Regions from separate parts of the Homo sapiens genome. Here all the other regions are linked to region 5. Evidence: chromatin contacts called from ENCODE Hi-C or POLR2A ChIA-PET data. All regions are on one chromosome and are shown on one strand. The core of a region is the stretch at or near the end of the contact, and the rest is flanking DNA. Distances in the headings are between cores, read along the strand shown. Region 1 overlaps ZMIZ1 (zinc finger MIZ-type containing 1). Region 2 overlaps ZMIZ1 (zinc finger MIZ-type containing 1). Region 3 has its middle 290 kb from the start of ZMIZ1-AS1. Region 4 overlaps ZMIZ1 (zinc finger MIZ-type containing 1). Region 5 overlaps ZMIZ1-AS1 (ZMIZ1 antisense RNA 1).

The links. A loop is a pair of places that touch in the nucleus more often than their neighbours do. ChIA-PET counts read pairs that join two places held with the same protein, here RNA polymerase II (POLR2A). Pooled maps may share reads with other maps.
Region 1: a loop to region 5 is called in a pooled map, with 2.7 times the contacts of the local background. The contact joins two enhancer-like sites. A Hi-C loop is called at or near these places in 1 of 37 single-sample maps with no recorded cell type and 6 of 50 pooled maps. POLR2A ChIA-PET finds 5 or more read pairs at or near these places in 10 of 52 experiments (A549, BJ, Caco-2 and 7 more).
Region 2: a loop to region 5 is called in a map of PC-9, with 11 times the contacts of the local background. The contact joins two enhancer-like sites. A Hi-C loop is called at or near these places in 15 of 168 maps with a recorded cell type or tissue (HCT116, PC-3, PC-9 and 11 more) and 25 of 50 pooled maps. POLR2A ChIA-PET finds 5 or more read pairs at or near these places in 7 of 52 experiments (A549, HepG2, PC-3 and 3 more).
Region 3: a map of dorsolateral prefrontal cortex shows a loop between it and region 5 (4-fold over the local background). The contact joins two enhancer-like sites. A Hi-C loop is called at or near these places in 6 of 168 maps with a recorded cell type or tissue (PC-9, Panc1, chondrocyte and 2 more) and 11 of 50 pooled maps. POLR2A ChIA-PET finds 5 or more read pairs at or near these places in 3 of 52 experiments (BJ, H1 and HepG2).
Region 4: a pooled map shows a loop between it and region 5 (2.1-fold over the local background). The contact joins two enhancer-like sites. A Hi-C loop is called at or near these places in 1 of 168 maps with a recorded cell type or tissue (naive thymus-derived CD4-positive, alpha-beta T cell), 3 of 37 single-sample maps with no recorded cell type and 10 of 50 pooled maps. POLR2A ChIA-PET finds 5 or more read pairs at or near these places in 7 of 52 experiments (A549, H1, HCT116 and 3 more).

What each region holds. Positions count from the first base shown.
Region 1 is chr10:79,101,111-79,104,157 of GRCh38, reverse strand. The region is part of intron 1 of ZMIZ1 (zinc finger MIZ-type containing 1); the gene reads right to left. Among named protein-coding and RNA genes, the nearest start is that of ZMIZ1, 34 kb to the right of the region's middle. RefSeq lists enhancers at 295-1,176, 1,177-2,060, 2,061-2,944. Within about 2 kb of position 1,502, at least 22 of the 41 ENCODE cell types and tissues checked have a DNase peak (open chromatin) inside an H3K27ac peak, as active enhancers do.
Region 2 is chr10:79,148,588-79,151,492 of GRCh38, reverse strand. The region is part of intron 3 of ZMIZ1 (zinc finger MIZ-type containing 1); the gene reads right to left. Among named protein-coding and RNA genes, the nearest start is that of ZMIZ1, 81 kb to the right of the region's middle. RefSeq lists silencers at 1,291-1,370, 1,431-1,490. Within about 2 kb of position 1,397, at least 37 of the 41 ENCODE cell types and tissues checked have a DNase peak (open chromatin) inside an H3K27ac peak, as active enhancers do; they include HCT116, PC-3, PC-9 and 7 more, where a contact is called at or near this core.
Region 3 is chr10:78,776,153-78,778,925 of GRCh38, reverse strand. No RefSeq gene overlaps it. Among named protein-coding and RNA genes, the nearest start is that of ZMIZ1-AS1, 290 kb to the left of the region's middle. RefSeq lists an enhancer at 1,059-1,946. Within about 2 kb of position 1,370, at least 15 of the 41 ENCODE cell types and tissues checked have a DNase peak (open chromatin) inside an H3K27ac peak, as active enhancers do; they include dorsolateral prefrontal cortex, where a contact is called at or near this core.
Region 4 is chr10:79,125,876-79,128,988 of GRCh38, reverse strand. All of the region lies in intron 2 of ZMIZ1 (zinc finger MIZ-type containing 1), which reads right to left. Among named protein-coding and RNA genes, the nearest start is that of ZMIZ1, 58 kb to the right of the region's middle. RefSeq lists an enhancer at 1,814-2,332. Within about 2 kb of position 1,613, at least 19 of the 41 ENCODE cell types and tissues checked have a DNase peak (open chromatin) inside an H3K27ac peak, as active enhancers do; they include HCT116 and PC-3, where a contact is called at or near this core.
Region 5 is chr10:78,971,439-78,974,593 of GRCh38, reverse strand. The region is part of intron 5 of ZMIZ1-AS1 (ZMIZ1 antisense RNA 1); the gene reads left to right. Among named protein-coding and RNA genes, the nearest start is that of ZMIZ1-AS1, 94 kb to the left of the region's middle. RefSeq lists silencers at 330-819, 990-1,059, 1,100-1,219 and an enhancer at 1,503-2,434. Within about 2 kb of position 1,358, at least 38 of the 41 ENCODE cell types and tissues checked have a DNase peak (open chromatin) inside an H3K27ac peak, as active enhancers do; they include HCT116, PC-3, PC-9 and 7 more, where a contact is called at or near this core.

The DNA.
Region 1 (3,047 bases), core at 253-2,752, 130 kb before region 5:
CTGAGGCCCAGAGAGGGGAGGGGTCACTACATTGTCTGGTGACCAGATGAAAGTGAACCAGGTCTGCTGTGAAAAATTCCAGAGCATGTTGCTACTCCTGCTGTCCTTCCCATCCCAGTCCAGGCACAGGAGTGGCAGGACTAGTTCATAGTTGCTAGTTCATAGTAAGAAGTCAGCCCAGCTGGGAACAAGGTTGGTAGTGACACCAGGGCTCGCATCCAGCCAATGGCAAATGGTGCTTGAATGACAGACCACCTTCCAACTTGTCCAGCCTTTTGGGCAGAGCCGTGGACCACTCTGCACCTCCACCTACGTCTGCCTCCAAGCCAGGGGACCGGAAGGTCCTCATCCATGATGCAATGGGACAAAACCCCAGGCCAGGCCCCCAGGGAAGCACTCGCCCACACAGCCTGGCTCCGGGCTGGCAAAGAGCCCCAGGGAGGAGGGCTTGCCAGCCTGGGGCCTGGTGTGCCCCATGCAGCTGCTCCCCCAGGGCTCCCCTCTCCACTCCGATGTCAACAGACACCGAAAACCTGTGTCCAGGTTGGCATCACCCCTTGCCCTCCCTCCCCTAGATCCTGTTCTCCCTCCGCCCTCCTTTTGGATCAAATGCCCTCTCCACCCCCACCCACCCAGGCATCAAATCCAAAAGTCAAGGAACCATCCTGGTTTCTGACGCTCCCCCTCAACCAAGCCATCTGCCATTTCCACCGTTCACCCTCCCCGCGTGCGGATCTGCCCACTCCTCGCCAGCTCCTTTGCCTGGGTGGGGGCAACAGCCCCTCCTTGGCCTCCCACTCTCACTTCCTTCCTGCTCTTCCTTACAGCTGTAAAGCTTTTCCTGTTTACAGCCCCCCACCCCAGGCATCCCCACGGCCCTCGAGCCCCGTGCAGCTGGCTCTGCTCGCTCCCCCTCACGGTTTCCCCATGTCCTCAGTTCTCGGGCACCAAGCATATTCCTACCCCTGGGCCTTTGCACCTGCTGTTCCCGCTCACCACCTCCTCCACCTACAGTGGCTGGCTGTTTTACAGTTTCTCAAGGGGTCCTCCCAGACTGCCCTCATCTAAAATACATGCCGCCTCCCCCACCCCAGCCGCTCCGTAACACATCGCTCGACATTACTACTGTACTGCACGTACTACGAGCTGATTACTGTCCTTCTGTGTTCCCCAGCCCTGCTCAATGATGTTAGCCCCAGGAGGGTCAGCACCTCCTCAAGCTGGTTTCCTGCTTTCTATCCAATGTTTAGATCACTGGCTGGCATAAAACTAACATTTAATAAGTGTTGGTTGAATGAACAAGTGAGTGAACAGCTACGATTCTGTCAGCTCACCATCACCCCCTCAACTCCCTGCCAGCCAGGTTGGGAATGATCCCACTTCTCAGATGAGGGCACTGAGCCGCGGAGAGGTGCTATGTGGGCCTGGTAGCCTACGGCAGCAAAGCAGCAGCAAGGCCGCCTGGTGCTAGGCCAGCACTGCTTCCCAGGTGGCGCCTGGGACTCGCCTCCAGCCAGACCAGGGAAGGGACCAGGATTAGGGAGTAAGAACCCATGGAAAAGTCATGAAATTGGGTGGCTCCAATATTTCTGTTGCAACTTGAAATGCTGCCTCTTTGAAAACCACATCCTGTCCCCCCTCAGCTCCTGGCCCTGGGCAGCCTTGCTGAGACCCCCACACACACCCATTTCTTTCTCTCCCTGGATCCTGGAATTCACTGGCCCAGCCCTGAGGCTGATGGAGCAGAGGGCGGGGCAAAGGAGGCCTTCTCTCCCGGGTGGGGCAGAAGGAGGGGGCTGAGCCAGATTCAGGTCACGCTGCTGCGCCCACAGCCCTCTGAAGGCTAAAAATAACCGTGTTTATACACTTCCAGAGCCGGGATTTCTGCCTCCCTGTGAGAGGGGCTACAGGCTGCGTTCCCCACTGCACGCCTTCTGCTCCAACTGGGCGAGGCCTGGTCCAACAGGCTGGGACCTGGCTTTCTGGGTTTGTTCCCTTGGGTTGTTTGTAGGTGGAGGGAGGTGAGGAAAAGCTGAACAAGCTGGTGACTCCAGATGGGAAGAGCTTATTGCTAGGGGACAGCTCTTCCTCCTTGAGAGCAGGAGCCAGAGTTACAGAGAAGGTGGAGAGATCCTGACCCACGTGAGGTCCCTGGTGCCATGGGGAGGCTGGGAGCTGGTCGGAGGTCCCACTTGCCGTGTGACCTGGAGCTGGCCACTCCTGCTCTATCTGGTCCTCAGCTGCCTCCCTGCATTGTGGCAGCTGATGGTAATTGACAGCTGCTCCTCACATCACATCCTCAGAGAGGGGAGGGACAACGGTGGAATCTCAGTGTGTGTGTTTATGGTCGGGGACAGTGTGAGAAACAGCTCCAGCCCCTGAGGCCCCACGGCTGTCTTCATGGCAGATGATGGAACGCACCTGCCAGGACGGCCGTCACCTGGCCACCCGCCTCCCTCCCTCCCTGCCCTGGTTCACCCAGATGGAGGCAGGTGCCAGTTGCCTACCTAGAGACTACCCCTCCCTCTGCACAAGTAGGCCCTCCCCTGACCCCACGGGTCCTGTGAACGTGGCCGTGCCAATAAGATACACCAAGGCCACCAGACATCCACTGGGCCAAGGACCTCACACATTCCAGGATCCAGTAGCCCTGGCCTTTCTTCTCTGACTTGAGAGAAGAAAGCCTGGCTGACTTGCTGCCCCTAGACAGGAACAAAGTCCATCCCTGCTGGCCTGGCTTCAAGAGCTGTGCCCCTCTGACAGCATCCCCCCAGCACTCTGAGCCTTTGCATATGCTGTTCCCTCTGCCTCAGATGTTTTTCCCTCACTTCCAGACTAGGAACTTCCCCCTCATCCTAGAGGACTTACTCAGTTGCCCCCTTCACCAGCACAGTGAGCTCAGCCCTTTGCCTGTGCTGAGAACCCCTTCCATTAGACAATCAGTAGCATCCCCAGTGCCAAGATCTTGCCTTCCTCACACCTACTGCAAAGAGCTTCAACTGTATGCTGAATTACTCATCAAGGGGAGAGCTTGGTCCTCCTCTCTC
Region 2 (2,905 bases), core at 148-2,647, 180 kb before region 5:
GTGTGCCAGGCTTCTCTGCTGCCGGTTCCTCTCCCCATGAACTCACTACTCCTCTAAGAACTTTCAGTGGCTCCCCACTGCCTACGAAATCTAGTCCTAATCCTGACCTGTAATGTTTCCCTCACAGGGAAAAGGCTGATTCAAAGGGAAGGGCCGCAGGGGGCCCAGCACTGTGTCCCCAAATCTTAAGGACTTCTCACAGCACCCTAAGACACTGGCTCTGAAAGGTCCACTTGCCAGATGCAGACACTGAGGCTCAGAGCAGCAATGTGTCCAAGGCCACCAGAGTCTGAGCTGTGGCCACCCCATGGCAGGGGCTTGGCTGCTCAGGTGCCTGGTCTTCCCTGCTGCTGACAAGCTTTCAGCTCGCCCAGGAGCTCAAGGTGGCCCCCGGATCTGTCTTAACCCATCCAATGTCACAACGACTCTGGTCTTTCCCCGTGGTGCCCTGACCCCTCTGCTTGGCCCCCTTTAAGACACAGTTGATTCCCTAAGCTGCTACCCCTGCTGATACTGAGGTGGGCTTGGGCTTACTTGGGGAGGTGGGTCATGGGTCAGAGAGCACCCACCAGGAGGGAGGAAGAGGATGGGGTTGGGAGGGTGGTGGGACAGCCTGCCCCTCAGCACAGCCCCATCCCTGCTTCTGGCCCAGCTCCCTGAGCAGAGCTGAGAGACGGAGGCATGCTCCGTCGCCCGGCTTCTGGGAGATGAGAGAAGGGGCTCCTTTCCAGGCAGACAGGGGTGGATGGGGAGGTTTTGTGTTATCACCCCCCAAGCCTGGCTGTCTTCACAGGGCACACATTCAACCCACCCCAAACCCTTTATCCCATGGGATGCTCATTGCTGGGCAGAGCGTCTGCCTCTCCCTGTTTTTCTACAGATGAGACCCAGAGTGGCTGAGTGACTTGCCCAGGTGCACCAGCAGGTTGGTGGAGGATCCCAGACCAAGAGCCCCAGCCTCCTGGCTCCCAGGCCTAGTCCCACTGTGAGGTTTCTCCTGCTAGGTCCCCAAGGGTCACAGGCTTTGTCTGAGAGGAGATAAGTCATTAGCATGTGTGGGGGGTGCAGGACGGGCGTGGGCCCAGAGCTGCCACCACGGGGAGGCCCAGGGAGGGGGTCAGCGCAGGCCAGAGGCAGGGCGGCCCGAGGTCGGGCTTCCTTTCTCAAGAGGGCAGGATTCCTGGCAGCAGCTCTCATGGGAAATAGGAGAAGTGCCAGCCGTAGAGAATACGGGGTGGGGCAAAGGTGGTGTCTGGGCAGGGCTTCCTGTTGGGTGGGCGGGTGGCCACTCGCCGAGGCCTAGTGACCTGCACGGCTGCGGCCCGGGGCCAGGCCAGGGTTGGGTTTCGCCTCATCCCTGGCTCAGGCCCAGGCCACCCTGAGCCCCATCCTCCAGCCCCGCCCTGGCTTCCTGTCCCACTGGCCCCACCCAGCCCAGGGGAGAGGGAGGGCCGAGCAAGCCTCCTCAGAAGCACCAATGCTTTCTGGGGGCTGGAGTGGGCAGGCCACGCTGGCCTGCTTAGTGGCCTTTGGCCTCTTACCTCTAGGCCTCCCACCGTTCATTTTCCAGTGTGAGGCCTCGACAAAAGTGCTGCTGGGTTTTCTTCCCAGGAGGGCACACTTCAGACACAGCTGAGCGGGGGCCCCTGATTGAATCCCTGCCTTTCCAAGTCAGCAGACAGCAGTGTCCCCTGGGAGAAGTCATGCCCAAGAGACCAGGATGAGAGGAAGAGTGAACCAAGGCCAAGTTCAGGCTTCGAATGCAGAACTTCCTGGAGGGCGAGCTCTTGCAGAAGGCGTGCCACCCCACGGGGCCACGCAGCCCCACATGAGGACAACGTGATGTCAACCACAGGCACAGCGCCTAGAGAAAGACCCCTTCACCCCACCCTGACTTGGCATGCCTGAACCCCTGAAGTGTCTGGAGGAGTCTGGGTGGGAGGGGAGCTTGGCCCAGGGGCTGCAAGGCTACCCATGGCCTCCAGGTGAATCCAGCCCATTCCCTGTGGCCTCAGGAACTGGAGGCTCACCTGTCCACAGGTTGGGGGTATGGTGGGAGTGCAGAGGTTGGCAGCCCGACCCAGTGAGGGCAGAGATCTGAACAGAGGCCCTCAGCCCTCTCCAGTCCCCTCTCCTGCCCATTCATGCTCTCCCAGGGCAGAGGGACTCAGAAAGCAAATAGGCCAGAGAGCAAGGAGGACTCTTCCAGCTGGCCGACAGCCCACCAGGGACAAAAGCCTCTTGGCTTAGTGCTGGGGATGAACACAGATGGGAGGGGGTGTGGGCCTGCCTGGGGCCCAGCCTTGCTCGAGATTACCCCAGGGACAGGGACAGAGATAGGGACAGAGCAGGGATCCAGGTCTCCTGCCTGTACCAAAGGCAGCCCAAGGGCCTCCTCATGAAGGCAAACTCACAGCAGTCCCTCCTGGCTCCGGGAGCTCCTGAGTGGTGAGAAGGTGGGTCAGCCCAGCTTAGGCAGGAACTGACTTTAGCCACACCCTGGCTGCCAGCGCAGGCCACTGATGACTTGTCCAGATTACCCCAATCAAACAGGCCCTGGCGGGGCCACGTACAGACCCAGCTTGATGCTCTGCCTGCAGGGAGGAAAGCCCGGGAGGGACTCAATTGGAAACTGCCAAGGGCCTAAAGTCTGTGGCCCTAAGACAAGCAGGGTGGAAGACAGAAGTCAGCGTCAGCCTGGTGGGAGGCCAGGACCCCATGTCCCAGGAGGAACTACAAGACGGCAGTAGTAAGCCTCGTGACCCCAGAGATATGCAAGCTGAGGCTGGGGACATACAGGCCTAGGCAGCATTCTGGGATGCTGACCCAGCAGCTTTATTAAAAACCCCGGCCCAGAATCCACATTCAGTTGTAGGTGGCATGATGGCGGATCTGCGTCACCCTC
Region 3 (2,773 bases), core at 121-2,620, 200 kb after region 5:
TCCTTCCTCTCCTGGCATAATCTTTTAACCAGTGTGCTTTGGCATGAGGGGTTTGCTCTGCCCAGAGTATCCTGCCCTCCAGCTCTGACCCTGGAAATCTGATTGACCCCATCCTCTCACCCAGCTCCCATCTGTCCTCCTGGTGAGAGAAGCCTGCCATGCTCTCTTGGGCTCATCAGGTCCCTCTGTCCTCTGATCCCGGGTAACAGCGAAGGTCTACCCAGCACCCCACTCAGGTAGCCAGAGGGTGCAGAGCCGGACAGGACAGGGGTTCTCAACTTCCACCCAAACTGTGCACTTCCTTAGGGCAGGAGCCATGTCTCCCCAGCATCAATCCTTCCACAGGGCCAGCTGTGGCCAAAGCAGGAGCACAGGATGCATGCTGCAGGGGCGCCATGCAGAACGAGGTGTCCAGGCAAGATATCCAAGACAAAAGGCTTGGATATCTTACAAATCCGGGGGGTTTGTTAGCGCATGGGAAATGGACTCCAGGAGAAACGGAACATCTCATTTCTAGGAGGATGCAATTAAATACCAGACTTCTCCTCATAAAAAGACACATCCTATCCAAAGAACAATCAAAGACACCTCTTATGGAGAGCAAGGGTCTAGCCCTGGCACTGCCCTGGGCCCCCTGGGTGAGCTGCCTGCCCGTTTGGACTTCGCATGCCTCATTTTTCTCTGGTGTGGCATGAAAGGAGGTCAGCCATGTCCACCTCTCATCTTCAGCACTGCAGGTCTCAGTGTCCTCACCAGTGGCCACGATGCCTGCTAGGGGTGGAACGTGCTGGGCTTATTCTCTTGCCTGACTCTGCCTGTCCACCTTGGCATCCCCTAGCTTGCCTTGTGGACAGCCCAAGGGATCGCTGCTTTCCCACACAGCCTCTTGCACCAGTCCAGTGGCTCTGACGTCCAGAAAATGTATCATGCTCATTCCCACTGGACTCCTTGTTAGCCTAACCCTAGGGTGAGCAGCAGAGGGGGAAAAAGTTAGATTTTATAAAGCAAGAGAAGCAAGCTTATGGGGAGAGTGCCTGCTGCATGTTTGCCTTCTCTGTCCTCATCCTGGGGCTGGGACGAGGGGAGGTGGATGGAGTGCTGGCTGTCACCAGGCAGGGCCTGGCCTGGTGTTGGTCCCAAGCTCTGCCTCTTTAAGAGAACCCTGGGGCCAAGATTTATTGGCTGCTGCAGTCCTGCTGCGTGTGTGGCTTTGGTATTTACAGGCCTGGGGAAGGCTGAGGTCTTCCTTCCCAGACTACACAGCTGAAGTGAGCTGGAGTTTGGGCAGAGAATGGCTGCCATTCATGCTGGAGTTTGCAGCAGAACTTGGTGTGCAGCCCAGGGGAGCAGGCGGCCTTGTACTTATAATAGCTCAGTCCTAGGACGGAAATCCCACCCTCCGGGTTCAGACAGGGAGGGGAAGGGAGGGGCCACTTGTCCCCTCCATGTGCCTGGGCACCCATGCCAGGGTCCAGCTGGGGGGCAGGCAAGAGCTGTTGCCTGAGGGTCTACCTTGTGGATGCAGGCACTAGAGACGCAGCAGTGAGGAGGGCAGGCAGGATGTGCCTCAGGAGCTGAGACCAGGAGTGAGATGCCAAAGCAGGTCACAGATTAAATAATGCAGAGGCCACCCGTGCATACTGGGATGTCCAGGGCGGACAGGGTCCCCTTGGCCAGGGCACCTCAGCTCTGAGTCTTCTGCTTACCTGGGGAGTGGTAGGAATGGCATCTACCTCATAGGGTTTTGCAGGGCTGAAACAATGTAATTAATTAATGTAATTAAATAATGTAAATAAATCGTGTAATTAAATAATGCATGCAAAAGGCCTGACGTAGTATTCCATAATGGTTCTTATTTTTACCATAGCCATGGCTGCTAATTGTTAGGGAAGGTAAACTAACACTGCTTCTTAGCCATGGGGTGCTGTGGGCGGAGCACTGTGAAGACCTCGTTTCAAATCTCATCCTTCCTCTTTCTGATGCTGGGACGCAGCACACATCACTCAGGGTTGGAGGGTGCACTGGTGGGTGCCTCGTGATCACAGCCAAGTCAAAGAAACAGGACCTACTGTGTATTGAGCACTTGCTATAAATCAGGAGCCAAGTTAAGCATGTTATCTGCTTTATCACATTTTTAATTTATTGTTAACTTTTTATCATGGAAAATGTATGCAAAAATGGAATAGCGAGGGCCTCCCTTATACTCACTACCCAGCTTCAATAACAATTGGCATTTTTTGTTGTTGTTGTTTTTAAATCAATTCCTCCTGCTTTTCTTCTTTTTCTCTTCCTTCCCCCTCTTTTTTCCTCCTTTTCTTCTTCACTTCATCATTCTCTGCTGGAATATCTAAAGCAAACACCCAACATTGTATCACTTCACCTGTAAATACGTCAGTATGTGTTGCTACTAGTTAAAATATTTTTAAACTGAAACCACACATCTATTATCATACCTTAAAAAGTAAGCAATAATTTTTAACATCATCTAATAACCAGTCTGCACATCATCTCATTTAATCCTTCAAATAACCCACTGGAATTCAAAATATGACTGCTCCCATCTTTCAAATGAAAATTGGAGTGAATGAGATATTTAAGTAACTTGTGCACAGTCCCCCAGCTCACATGACAGCCACACAATACCTGCCTCTGAGCCTTGTTCATTTCTTTATGCCTTTGACAAATATTTATTCTGCAGCTACTCAGCCCTAGCGTTGTTGGAGGTACTTGGGATGCAGCAATAAGTCTTACTGCCTTGGAGTTTATAGGCTAC
Region 4 (3,113 bases), core at 364-2,863, 150 kb before region 5:
AGTACTGTGCATATGTTGCTAATCTAATCCTTACAATACTTAACGGGGAAGGAAGTATTATCATCCCCATTTTCAGATGAGGAAATTGAGGTGTGGATGGGTTAAGCACGCCCAGGCTCTCACACCTGCCAAGCATAGAGCACTGAAAACTACTTTTTCCACTGGAATGATCCCAAAGCCCGGGAGATGCTGGCCAATGTCAAAATGATTATGGTCACACTGACCCAGGGCAAGAACTGGACAAACACACAGGCCACTCTGGAGGTGCCCTGGGGATTGGCAAGCATACCCTGTTTTCAGGGAGACTGAGTCCCTAATCCTTAGCCTGGGTCTTCAAGACCTTCCCCTTCTGGTCCAATCAATCTAATTTATTGAGTTCCAGGGTCTATTTACACAGCAAGAGAAAGGAACGCCCCATGATGTACACACGCCTCCTCCTGGCCCCAGGGGCTCCACTCTTGATCAGGCATGTTTTGCCCACTGCGATTCATTCTGCAACAACACTGCAAAGGTCAGATTCATGCCCATTTCTGAGATGAGAAAAGAGAGGCTTGGAAATGTGCTATGGTCACACAGCTGGATTTAAACTTGTCCAGCTCCGAAGCCTGGGCTCCTCTTGGTTGCTGGTATGACAAAATGAACAGCATGAGGGCAGAGGGCCACACCGCATATGTCTGGGTCGAGTATGGTGCAGGGAGAGGTGAGTACTAGAAAACTCCAAGGAGGGCAGAGCCCCCTCTCTTAGAGCAGGGGAAACTCTGGCAGCTCAAAGAAGGCACCCAAGCACCTAGGGGTGGAGTAGTCAACCTGGACAGGTACTGCACCCAGGGAGAAAAGGGGGAGGGAGACCTGAGGCAGAAGACCATCACCCTGCTGCCTGGAGGGGAGGGAGGTCTTGCAGAGACCCCTCTTTAGACTCAGAAGCTGAGCATGCAATGCCTCCTGTCCCAATCCCTAGGAAGTTCTCAGCGCAAGGAACTGCATGCTTGCAAAGCAATTAGCTTCCAGCACCCAGGAAAAAGGTAGCTGAGGGGGCAGGCAGGCGCTGGCTGAGCAGTGGCCCTGGGAAGCTGGGCCCTGTTATTTTTAGCATCTCAATTCAAGAGGGAGGAGGCCCTCCTTCCCACCAGGTAAATGTCAGCGCCACTGGCAGCCCCAGCCAATTAAAGCAGCTGGAGCCAAAGAGGGAAGACAGAGACTGGTGGCCTCTCCTGCTGGCCCCCAGCAGCTCCTGCAAAGGGCCTGCTCCTGACTCACCTCCTGCATGGCCCTGAACAGGAAACACTGGCTCGGTCTAAAAAGGCTGAGCAGGGGCCTGGTTGGAGTCCTGGCTGGGCCGTGTGACCCTGGTCAAGTCTCATGCCTTCTCTTCTCTGACTCCAGTTCCCCCTCTGGAAAACGCCACCCACCTCCCCACCCCGCCCCAGCCCACTTGATATTATGAGGGTGACATGAGTCAGGGGTTGTGAGGATAAGAGAAGCTTGCCACCCCCTGCTGTGGGGTGGCTGCTTTATTATTCCAGAAAAGAATGGGCTTCCCGAGCAGGAACCTGGGCCATCTGACGGGGCCTGAGCTGGCTGCTGTGCAAACTGCTGGGGGAATTTGCGCAATCCCGGGGACTTGTAGTCCAAGGAGCCCATGGCTGGCGCTCTGCTGATAGGAGAGGCATGAGAGAGAGGCCGCTGCAGGTCAGTGGAGGCTCTGCAAACACAGACCGGCCGAGCCCAGGGCTATGGGGAGGAGCCACACCTGGAGAGGGCACCAGGCACCCAGAGCGCCGGCAGCATGCCTGGCACTGGCATGGCATTTCCTCTGCATCAGGGTATCAGTCAGCTGCAGCCTTGGGAAGGAATAAATATTGTCCCCTCCCTGTCCCCAGCAGGAGGGAAGGAGGCAGAAGGAGGAAAGAAGGAGTTGGTCACAGCAAAGAGAAGGGAGGCGCATCTCTCATTTTATCCTGGGACCCAGGTCCTTAGTCTGTAGTGGGGGCTGCCCCAGGGACCTAATCCCTCATCCTCTCAGGTTGGTCCAGCCTGGCAAACCCCAGAAATCTTAGGTCAGCTCTCCTCCACTGGGGAGAAGCCTTGGGTCCAGCAGCAGCCTTCTGGGCCAACTGCCCCCGAGGTGCTGGGGAAGCCCATACTTCCCTCAGCTCATATCCCCAGCATCAGCTCAAAGCCTCCAGAAGCGGACTCTTCCACTGAGGCACTTCCCTGCTGTGGCTCCCCAGGTGCCTGAAGCTCAGAGGAGATAAAAGGGAAACTGAGGCACAAAAGTGGGGCAGTGATCTACTCAGGGGCATTTAGCAAGTTAAAAGCAAAATATAACCTTCTTTCCTTCTGCCGTCTCCAACCCCCCGGGGGCACCTCCAGCCTCATTTCTTTCCCTGAGCAGTCCTAGCCTCCACAAAGCCCCCATTATCTGCCCCAGTGTGGCTGCCACAGGGTCTTGGCCCAGCTGTTCCCTTTGCGTGGAATGCTTTCAGTTTGGTTCACAGTCTGGTCATTCTTTGGGGCTCAGCTGGCACTCACCTCCTCCAGGAAGCTCTCCCTGACCCCTGAGGCCTTCAGAGCCCCTAGACCCTGGCCCTAGGTAATGCCATGCTGCCTGTGGTCAGCAGCCTCCCAGATGGTTGAGCCTGCTGGACACTCTGCTAAGCCTTGGCAGAGGGGGCTGATGAGGGGAAGGGCAGCCCCTGGTTTCCTGAGTCCACTTTATTTCTTCACTCCCTTGCCCCTTATAAGCCTCACACTAGGCCCTGACTCTGAGGCGTTGCCCCTAGCCCTGACCATTGGGCCTACAAATCCCGGCCTCACTGGGGCTCTCTGGGTAAATGGATGACAGGATAAGCCCTTGCTTGTGGTGGCGAACCTCTCACAGCAGGAGGCAGAACACAAATGCGGCTCCACGGAGCCAGGTCTGCGGGTTCCCGTGCAGCTCTCAGTCCCAGTTCTGGGTGGCTCTCCACAGGTCCCCAGAGCTTCCTTGGCCCTTCAGGGTCAGTCCTGCCTTTCTGCAGATAGAAGGCTCCTATCGCTGCTGCTGGTCCCTGCCCCTGCCAGCCTCTGCACCCCCATGTAGCCTACACAGTTTAGTGTGGCCCTGCACTCAG
Region 5 (3,155 bases), core at 109-2,608:
GGCTCTGCCATTCACCAGCCTTATTTATGCAGAAAACAGCCCCACATTTCCAACTTGCTCCACAGCAGTAAAGATTCATCTTTGGCCCGGGGAGGGTAGCAAAAGAGAGGAGGGAAGGGGAAAAAAAGGAAAAAGAAAGAAAAAGGAAGGAAGAAAGAAAGAGCCAGCAACAATCAAAACAACCTTTTTCTCCCTGTGTAATCTGGGCGGCTTCCAGGAGGATAATGTCTTTCCACCGTGGATCGCCCCCTCCCTCCCAGGCTGTTTTCACAGGAAGTAAACCCTGGAGCATTTTCAATGTGCCCCTCCAGGCAGAACAATGAGGCCCTTGAAGCCTCGGAACCCGCGCTTCCTCCAGTTATCCGGAGCCGCGCCGCTGAGGGGAGCCATCTCTGGGGAGGGGGCAGGGGGGAGGGGCGAGTCTGCAGGGCGTTGCGGAGCCGCACGAGGGAAGCCCATTAGTCAAATAATAGGTTTGGATCCGACTGTTTTGCCAAGGTACCCGGCATTTACCCGCTCCCCGATTGGGGGCGGGGAGCTGGGAGGAGGCAGCGAGGATCCAATTACGGCTGCTACTGCCCGGTCGCCGGGAGGTGGCGGCGGGCGGGCCGGGCCGGGCTGGGCCGGGCGGGGCCGGGAGGAGCGGGGATCGGGGATCGGGGATCGGGGATCGGGAGCGCAAGCCTCGGGCCGGCCGGCCTGGAAACACCGCGCCCCGGCCCCAGCCCCGGCCCTGCGCCCCGCGCGGGCTCCTCCCTCCCCACCGGCTCAGCTGCCTCATTGTTTATTGTGGAGCCTGCCTCTCCCCTGCCCGCCCGCCCTCCCGCTCCTTTCTCCCCTCCTCCCGAAAGAAAGAAGAGCCAGTGTGTGGAGAGAATGAGTCATGAATAAACAAACAGCGTGGGGGGAGCTGTCACTCTCAGCTCACTTCCTGGCCGCGCTCCGCTCCGCGACCTCCTGGCGGGGCGCAGAAGCCAGGCTGGCCGAGGTGGGCGGCGGCTGCTGGGGCTGCTGGGGCGCGCGGCCCAGCTCAGTCGGGCCCCTCCGCGGGGCGGGACTGGGCTGGGCTAGGGTGCTCAGGACCCCAGTTCCCAGGCCTGTCTTTGACCACAGCCCTCACAAGCCTCAGGGCCCTTAGAGTAAGCGAGCGTGACATGATGTCCCCAGACTTGTATGGCCGTGTGAGCCGAGGGCTGTGGGCCGGACCCTTGGGTTGGACAGAAGCCATCTGTCACAGACAGGCAGTGCATGCGGGACCTGCGGCGGGCTTGCGGCGCCTGTGTGGGCTCATCCTCTGGGAATGCCAGTGTGTGTCTGCTGAGTTGTGTAGGCGTGGCTTTTTCCGCGTGACACAGGGACACTGCGAGGATGTGTATATATGGCATGTGTGTCTTCTGCATATGGTGTTTGTCTGGAGTGGGGGTTACACGTGTGCTAGTGACCCGTGTGTGTGTGTCTGTTTGTGTTGTGTGGCCAATTTTCCTGACTCTGAATTTGCGTCTGCCACTTTAAGTTTTGAGATTCTTACTTTGTACTTGGCTTTTCTCTATTTAGTCCTTTTTCTTCTCTCTTGTGTGATCCTGTGGGTCATTTGGGGCCACCTCTCCCCTTTAGTGAGGCCCCAGGGCCCCAGCAGACCTCCAGGGCCCGGCCTGGCTGGCCTCAGCGTCCAGCCAGCTGTGGCCACACGCAGGCTGACAGTGCTGACTCATGCCTGGCCAGAGCTGAGTGTGACCAGCGCGCCCAGGCTGGGTGAGCCCCCACCGTGGGGAGGGCAAGGGCCCAGGCCAGCCCAGACCTTCTGGGGACTTGTGACCGCATGACATTAGAGGCAGGGGCAGGAGTAAGTCATTTCTTCTGGCTTCCCTGGCAACCACACAGCCTCACAGGGGTCCACCCCAGGGCCAGTGCTGACGGCTGGGCCTTCGGAAAGGCTAGTGTGACCAAGGCAAGGCTGTGACTCAAGCTACAGCTCAGGCCCCTGCTGCTTGGCTGGGTCTAGAACCTTCCCAGCTCTGGCCCTGCTCCCTCTCTATGGGCTGGCCCAGCTGCCAAAGCTTCCCAGTTCCAGGTTGGAGATTTGCATGCAGGGACAGACCCCCCTGAGGCTGAAGCAGGGCACACATTTGCTCCTTCCCCAGGATTGCTCACTCCTGCAGCCCCCCCAGCCAGGGCTTGCTTGCTGGACTTGGTCCCCTGGCACTGGAATCGTAGCCTTGGTTGTGACCCTGATCAGGGAGGCAGGCTCCAGGGCCACAGCAGGCCAACCCTGGCCACTTCCCAGTCTTTCCCATCCTTCGGGGGGGCAGGTAGTTGGGAAGATTAGGATCTACATAGGCTGGGAGGCAGGTGCATGTGGGGTCACAGCCTGGCTCCTTCATCTGCTAGCTTTATGACCTGGGGAAAGTCACATAACCTCTTTGAACCCCTTTTTCCTCTACTTTAAAATGTGCATAGTGACCCTTACTCCATGGAGAGGTTGCAAAAGTTAAAGAGAGAATGCCTATGAGCCCTGAGTATATGTCATGGAATGTACTTGTCATGGAATAGGGGCTCAGGAAAGGACAGTGTACTCTCTGTCTACCCCCAGCCCTGCCTTGAACCCTGATCTCAAGGCCCAGAATTTTGCCTGTCCAAGCCTGTTGGTCCATGACCCAGGGAAGTGCTGGATCCTGTGGACCTTGGCTGGGATTTGAAAACTCAGAAGCAGTCCTACACGGTACATAGGGGTCTCTGAGTCCCAGGGAAGCATGGGGTCTGGGCTGTCCATTAGAGGTAAGCTGGTCTAGGAAGGACAGCTGTGACAGCATCTTTCTGGATCTTTCCTTGTGGGGAGAAGCCTCCACCCCTCAGGTCATACTCTGGCTGTACCTGGGCTGGTCTCCATTTGAGGACAATTTTTTTTTTTTGAGACAGAGTCTTGATGGAGTGCAGGGATGCAATCTCAGTTCACTGCAACCTTGACCTCCTGGGCTCAAGAGAACCTCCCACCTCAGCCTCCCAAGCAACTGGGACTATAGGCATGTGCCACAATGCCCAGCTAATTTTTCTTTTTTTTTTTTTTGTGGAGATGGGGTCTCACTATGTTGCCCAGGCTTGCAGACAAATTTTGTTTGGCCTACGTGAGATTAAAAAAAAAAAAACCATTATTTACA